Regions from separate parts of the Homo sapiens genome. Here all the other regions are linked to region 3. A link is an interaction called in ENCODE POLR2A ChIA-PET data of the cell type or tissue named here. Cell type or tissue: GM12878. All regions are shown on one strand.

Region 1 (2,500 bases), 320 kb before region 3:
ACCCCAACTTCCAGAAATTCACAATTTCCATCCAGGTCTCGCCTGTCCCTGTGGGGCCACGCTCTGAGGTGCCCCAGCTTTCAAGGAAGGGTGTTCAGGCTCCTCCCTCACACAGCACAATGCGGGGATAAAGCAGGGTTTTGGCTTCATCAGCTGCTCTCCCATGAGGGCTGAGCCATATCAGTAAGACCCAGGCCTGAACCCTTGCCCACTCAACTCAGCTAGGCTCCTCAATGCTCACCCATGGTGTGTTACCCTTGCACACATAACTCGTGCATATGCATACACTCACATGCACTCACACAGGCACTGCTCACTCACACACACACTTGCATATTCCCACTCAGGCACACTCTCATACACTTACGCACACACTCATATACTCATACAATCCCTCACACCTATTCACATGCCCTGTTTGCACACTCACACGTGCATGCTTTTCTTCACATGTACATGCTTATTCTCACATGTACATTCTCTCACATACATACGCTCTTGCACACATGCATGAATGGACACACAGCCATTGCCCCCATAACTAAGCCCCTAGTGCAGGCATTTTGTTCTCACCTCAGAGGCACATAGGAAAGGCTGTGCTGGGGGCAGCAAGCTCTCTTTGCTCCGGAAGCTGCAAAGGTGCCCTTGTCAGCAGAGCAAGTGCAGACTTTATCCAACAGAGGTGATTTTTCTGGACTTCAGTCTGTCCAGCTTTAAAATGCATATGTACTTATTCCTGTCAGTTCCTCAGAGGTGCTGTCATTCTTCAAAAATGCAACAAAGCAAGCAATTCGGATTCATTTTTTCACCCACCAGCCTTTATCGGCAAACATTAACTGAGCATCTGTTACGTGCCTAGCACCAGCTGGATGCTGGGAGTTCAGCATGCAGAGCCTTGGCCTCTGTCCTCCGGAGCTCCCAGTCTAGCAGGCAGACACAGACCCCTAGAGCAGCATTTCCAGCAGGGGAGGACACCTGCCATCGTGGAGGCACAAGCCTGGGGCAGGGAGGCCAGGAGAAGGCACCCCCAGCTTCCTGGCAGTCTCAGGAAGGCCCGCGGCTCTTCACTGCTATTGTGCTGTTGTCATTGTCAATTGCCAGCTGCGCGGCTGTCTCTCCTTTCGGAGCTTCCGGGCAGCATACCCACTCCAGCTCTCCGCTTCCCTCCTTTCAGTCGCTGGCCTTTGCTCTGTCCAGTGGACAGCCAGTGCCTCCCCTGACCGGGCAGAGGGCCTGTGGGATGATGGGTATTGGCCAGAGAGGCTCTGGGAACAGATGTGTCATTGGGCCAAATGGAAATCATGATTCAACCAAAGTTCTTGGTCACTGGGTCACCCTGGTCCCTGTTCTCCCTGCGGTCATCATGGCCTCCTCCCTTTGCCCTGCACCATTGTCCTGACCTCAGGTTCAGTGTCCACTAGCATGATTGCTACTTATTTGTCATTGTGCCCATGCAGACAGCTGTCGGAGGAAAATGCTAACCTCCAGGAATATGTTGAGAAGGAAACCCAGGAGAAGAAGAGATTGAGCCGAACCAATGAAGAGCTGCTTTGGAAGCTCCAAACTGGGGACCCGACCAGTCCGATTAAACTCTCGCCCACATCTCCCGTTTACCGCGGCTCCTCCTCGGGGCCCTCCTCTCCGGCCAGAGTCAGCACAACACCCAGATGACGCCACTACACGGCCTGCGGGAGCTCCGGCTTCTCGTCCTCCGGTCTCCACCCTGAGGGAGCACCGACCCGGTGCCGCCGGAGCTGGCCCTGTGCGCATGCTCAGTAGCTGCGAATGCATCCTAGGCGCGTCCTCCTCTGATCCCCGTGTAAGACTGCCCTGGTGTCGGCACTTAGGAATGTGTAAATGGTAAAGTCTGATGTGCAAACGTTTTACCATAGTTAGAGCCAAAAGAAAGACACTTGCAATTGTTCTTGAGCAATGAACTTTCACTGCAGAATTTCAGGTTAGTTACAAAAAGCTCAGTTTTCAATATACATTGAATAATCATTGTGTACTGCACCGATATGTGTGTATATTTAGATATACGTATATACACATGCTGCGGTTCTGAATTTCATTTTTTATAACATGAAGTGCTGACATATTTTAGTGAAGGTCAGCAGTTTTCTAACTTGTGCCTAAGAATTATTGGGAAATGAAAATGCATTTCTATCTAGCTTCCCAGGAATATTTCTACCCAAAATAGAAAAAGGAAAAAAAAAAAGATACAGAGAAGAAGCGCCTTTCAACTCACCACCAAGTGGTACTCTCTTTAACACGAACACCAGCTATTTGTGAACGGTAACTGCCTTTGGAACAATCAGCTTCTCAGTCAACATGATGTGAGATCACTATTATTCCATTCGCAAGTTTTAATTATTGATACTCCTGTCATGAGCGGATAAGGGAGAGCAGTGGGAAACCCTAAGGGGGTTTAGCAGTTTTGCAGATGTTACCCATGACAGTGACTCATCTCTGATAGTCTTGTAAACACAAGTTTTGCTTT
Region 2 (2,500 bases), 140 kb before region 3:
CCCACACACAGGCTGTGATGGCAGTCCCAGGCCCAAAGGGAAGGTGCGTTCAACAGAGCTGCAGCCAAACTTTGATGCACAGGAAGTGTGAATGAGAAATCGAATTTGGTGGTTGAAAATGACTGGACTGGCTGGGGGCGGTGGCTTAGGCCTGTAATCCCAGCACACTGGGAGGCCGAGGTGGGTGGATCCTTTGAGCTCAGGAGTTCAAGACCACCCTAGGCAACATGGCAAAACCTCGTCTCTAAAAAAAAATACAAAAATTGGCCGGGTGTGGTGGCTCACACCTGTAATACCAGCACTTTCGGAAGCTGAGATGGGCGGATCAACTGAGATCAGGAGTTTGAGACCAGCCTGACCAACATGGAGAAACCCCGTATCTACTAAAAGTACAAAATGAGCCAGGCATGGTGGTGCACGTCTGTAATCCCAGCTACTCAGGAGGCTGAGGAAGGAGAATCACTTGAACCTGGGAGGTGGAGGTTGCAGTGAGCTGAGATCGCACCATTGCACTTCAGCCTGAGCACACAGCGAGACTCCATCTCCAAAAAAAAAAAAAAAAAAAAAAAATTAGCCAGGTGTGGTGGTGAGAGCCTATAGTACCAACTATTTGGGGGGCTGAGGCAGGGGGATTGCTTGAACGTGGGAGATCAAGGCTGCAGTGAGCCAAGATCAAGCCCCTGCACTCCAGCCTGGGTGACAAAGTGTCTCAAAAAAAAAAAAAATTATGGACTTATTTTTTTGATCCCACAGGACACTCTGGTCTGCCTCATGCAAGCTGTCTACTCAGACCTTCTTATCTCCATGAGGACTGTGAACTCGGAGTGGGAAAAGGGATCTGTAAACCAGAGGTCTCCTCCGCTCCAGGAGCTCTCAGTCTTCTGAAGGTGGGTACACGTCACCCCCAGGCCAGGAAAAATTGCCAACACCATAATGTGTCCACATGGCATTCCAGGGATGCGACCTCACTGCCCATGACTTGGCCTCTCAGAAATTATCCAGAGCCCTGTCAGCCTGAAAGGGACAAAGAGTATTGCCCTGAACACTCCCTGGTATGTTGAACACTTCCTTGTATGATCACCAGGACAAGCTTCAGACACAGGAGGAATACAAGGAGTATTCTAGAGGAGGCTACACCCCATTCTCTCCCATCAAAAACCTTCTCAGGTTAAGGCAGAGAAGTAGTAGCTCCGTCTCACGAACTGTCTTCCAAAATGCAGTGTTGAGAGAATTGACCAATGTGTGAGGCTAGAAAGGGCAACCAACCCATTGTCTCCGGAGCAATGGCAGGCACAGCGTGTGGCAGCCGCTTCCAGAGTGCCCTCTGTCAGGAGAAGAAGGACGATCAGCTTCGTTCTGGTAGAGCGGCATCTCCCTGCTTTGCTTGCAGTTTTACCTGGTTGGCACCAGTCCCATTAAAGGGGAAGGTGAAACTGGGCTCTGAGTTTAGCCTCATCCCGTGGAAATGGCTAAAAATTTCCCTTTCTATTCATTTGTTGTCTTAGTATTTTTTTTTTTAACCAGAGAACTATGCAAGAAAAGTATTTTAGACAAGCTGTGGCAAAAGAAAACTGAATCATTATAAGGATTAATCATCACTGGCCAAAAAAAAAAGCCTGATGTTAACTCCATGAAAGCAGGTATGAAATCAAGGGCATCAGGCTCTCCTGGCTAATGTTCTCATTTTTCTGGCCTATCTCCGGCTGGCCTGAAATGGTGACACAATTGCTAAGAAACGATGACAGATCCAAACATGGTGCAAATCCATAGGACTTCCGGTTTTCTGAGATTCTGTGAAACGGACATTTGTTAAAGCAAGTGTCAATTCTCAAATCTCGGTAAAAACATTCTAAGAATATGGTTTTACTGTCTCTAATGAAATGTACGATGTCAAAGCTGAGGCCTATGAGGTGGGTGTTTTCTCCTGACACTCGATGCCTGTAGGCAGTGGGGGGAGTTCCCCTACGTGCACTAGTCAATTAGCCCTTCCTTAATGAGCATTGTCCAGTCTCCCTTTGAAGACAAGGGTGCTCTAGGGAGGAGAATGGTGCCCGGGTGCAAGGAATTCAGAATTATGCACTCTGACTTCAGCATTAAGGAATCTTGGGCAAGTTATAGCATCTCTGGCCTCATTTCTTCTGTCTATAAAATGAGGGCAAAATAATTATGGCCCATATATTATATTATCTGATTTGTTAGGACAAATGTCATGACCACATCGGCATGAAAGGTGGATGAGACTGAGAAGTACATCAGAGACACTTAATCAGGATGGTGAAAGAAGAGAATGATTGGAATTGGAGCAGAAACACCTCACCCCCTGCTCTCCTGGCCAGCCGGTGGGGAGCAGGGGCAGGGAGCAGAGATTGGTGGTGGAGCCATTTTGAAAACATAACTGTTTTCAAACAGTTCAAACATGAAATGTACGGTATATTTGGCTATATCTATATTGACTTTTTAGTGAATTGCATAATATATGTATGATTCTAGATGCCATATA
Region 3 (2,500 bases):
GTAGCAGACTGCTGCTATACCTAACTGCTAGGTAAATTAGGGTTATCTATCACCTCTGGATTCAAGATGTGAGACGCAAAAGTTATCCTGCCTGCATACAACAATCCCCCAAAGACAAAAACCATGGCAGTGCTGCCATGCCGTTTCCTCATTATTCCTGGACATTTTGTACTGAGAACTGTTTGATTCCAAGTTTCAGTGCTAAATACTAAACCACCTCAATCTTTAAAGTCACTTTAGGAGGAAAATACATTACCTTCTTGTCTGCGACATTTTATTTATTCTGGAGTAAATAAATAAAAGCATTTTCTAGTTTAGAATCTGAATGTCATTTGGGGAAGTCTACAGTTACCATAGCTTGGTATGCAACACGCGTAAGATGAAAACATAAACTGTAATAACTAAAGCTAAGTTTTTCTGTTTGTTTTGCCTCTTATCTGATGGATAAATGGGCAGCAGAACCTTCGAATTTTTTAAATGAATTAAGCCATTCAGGTTTGCTCCAATGTTTTAATCACTGCTTAGTCCCTGCTCTACTTGGTAGGGGAGGGGTACAGGGTTATGATGATAAAGCCGGCTGAGGTGATGGAAATAAGAATGGGTCAGGGGAGGAACAGGAAAGAGACCAGAGGCAAAATAGCTGAAATGTATTAGAAAGGAAAGCGTTTCTGGAGGTTTTCTATTTTTTTCAATGTAATCTGTAATCCAACTCTAAAAGCAAAGTAATCATAGATAATTTTTTTAAAATTCCATTTAGCAGAAGATCAATGCTAAAATCCAATTTGTTAAGTGAAATACGTACAAATTCACATGTACATGTGTGCATGCATGTATAAACTTGTGCGTGTGGTAAATCCCTATTCTAATCCCAAACTGGGTCAGCATTCTGACAGATGGGAGAGCAGGGAGCTGGGTAAATGGCAACCAGACATAAACAAGTGCTTTCTCTGTAAGCCAGGAATTCAAAATTAGATTTGATCCAGAGAATGTTTTAAACTTTTGCTTTTATCATTTGAGTTACAGAAAATAACTTATACTAGCCTGAACTGACAGCAAAACTTTATTTTTTAAAATCTGACATAGCTCCTAGTTTAGCAAATTAAGGTGCTTCATTCACAAATTGCATTTAGTCCCCATTTCAAATTCCTGGTATAGAACATATTATATGCAAATGTTCTGTCCTAGAAGCTGCATTACACCAGAATCAGCTCTGCATTTACCCTTAACTGCACCAAGCAGTGAAAAAAGGAAGTTCAGCAGCAAAAGTAGCTAAAAATAAGAAAACAGTCATACTCTAACATTCACATATACTCACAGGCTTTCTAATTCATGATCAAGAAATCTAAATTTAGACTAACTAAGTAAAAAGATACTATCACACACATCCTTTTCAGTCAGGAAGAGAAAGTTAATATGTGCAAAGCCTTCAAAACACAGGAATTCAGAGACACTTAACATCAATTATTTAAACGACTACTAATCTTTTACAGAGCAAAGGAAAAAGAAAACTGTTTAGGTCACTTGATCAGAAGTACACAAATAACTATTTTCTTCCTTTTCCTTCCAATAAAAAAGGAAGATGAAAACTAATAATTTCTCAAATTAAGGCCAATCAATCACCTGACAAATTTTTCTCTGTTTAAGAACTATTTTTAAATGTTAAGGAAGTTTTTCCAGCCTTTCAAAAAAGTGTTTGTTTCCTTATTTTTAAAGTTCTGACTTCACATAATACGCCTATCACAAGTGTGCTTGCACTTCACCTTAGTGGCCAATGTATAACAGCTTGTATATTTTGATAGCAAATTGAGACTTAATTCATTTTAGTTTAAGACTAAAAAACCCAGAACTCTAAGAATACTGTCTCAGACAGAATTTAAAAAGACCTTTCCCATGCGTTCTCCCCTTCACAATGTTCACAAGACAAAAACCACTTTAACACTAATCACATTCTGAAATGTTAATTTTTCAATTGCTAAAAGATAGCAGCATCTTTACATGCTTTATATCTGTGTGTTTGATAATATTAGGTAATTGCTGCTAATTTTTAAGGTGTGATAAGAGTATTATGGTTGTTTTAAAAATAATCACTATATATTACATATCTGGGAATATTTATGAAAGATGTGGAATTTGATTCAAAATAATTTAGAAGGAGCAAGTAGAGCAAGTACAAATACAGATAAAACATTACTGTCTATGAGGTGACAACTGTTGAAGCTGAGATATGGATACATGGAAGTTTTATTATAATATTCTCTCTACTTCTGTATGTTTGAAATTTTTCATGAAAGTTAAAATAAAAGTGCTTAGAAAATCCCACCTAAGTGACTCTCTAAATATAATCTGAGAGAGTTAAACCCCATGTTTAGCTTTGGGACAGAAAAGGAGAACTATGAAGCGTAAAACGAAAGGCAAAGGCCAAGTAAGGTGATTTTGTTGCATTTACCCTTAACCACATCAAGGCTATCCATATCAGAAATCCTGGGATAAAGAAAGATGC

Evidence for each region. Peaks named below come from ENCODE experiments on the same cell type or tissue, not always from the same donor. Only the 100,000 strongest peaks of a DNase experiment are listed, where the experiment ranks them.
Region 1: POLR2A ChIA-PET joins it to region 3 with 8 read pairs; 2 of 35 experiments call an interaction of 5 or more read pairs at or near these places.
Region 2: POLR2A ChIA-PET joins it to region 3 with 6 read pairs; 2 of 35 experiments call an interaction of 5 or more read pairs at or near these places.

Annotation. Positions count from the first base shown.
Region 1 is chr13:29,501,536-29,504,035 of GRCh38, forward strand. MTUS2 (microtubule associated scaffold protein 2) reads left to right here. Exons shown (of 16, transcript NM_001033602.4): 16 at 1,458-2,500. The coding sequence ends at 1,671. Among named protein-coding and RNA genes, the nearest start is that of MTUS2-AS1, 15 kb to the left of the region's middle. In GM12878, no CTCF peak of the experiment used is centred here; no DNase peak of the experiment used is centred here.
Region 2 is chr13:29,675,743-29,678,242 of GRCh38, forward strand. No RefSeq gene overlaps it. Among named protein-coding and RNA genes, the nearest start is that of SLC7A1, 81 kb to the left of the region's middle. In GM12878, no CTCF peak of the experiment used is centred here; no DNase peak of the experiment used is centred here.
Region 3 is chr13:29,816,907-29,819,406 of GRCh38, forward strand. All of the region lies in intron 1 of UBL3 (ubiquitin like 3), which reads right to left. Among named protein-coding and RNA genes, the nearest start is that of UBL3, 32 kb to the right of the region's middle. In GM12878, no CTCF peak of the experiment used is centred here; a DNase peak (open chromatin) is centred at 1,225; H3K4me3 peaks cover 449 bases; H3K27ac peaks cover 2,384 bases.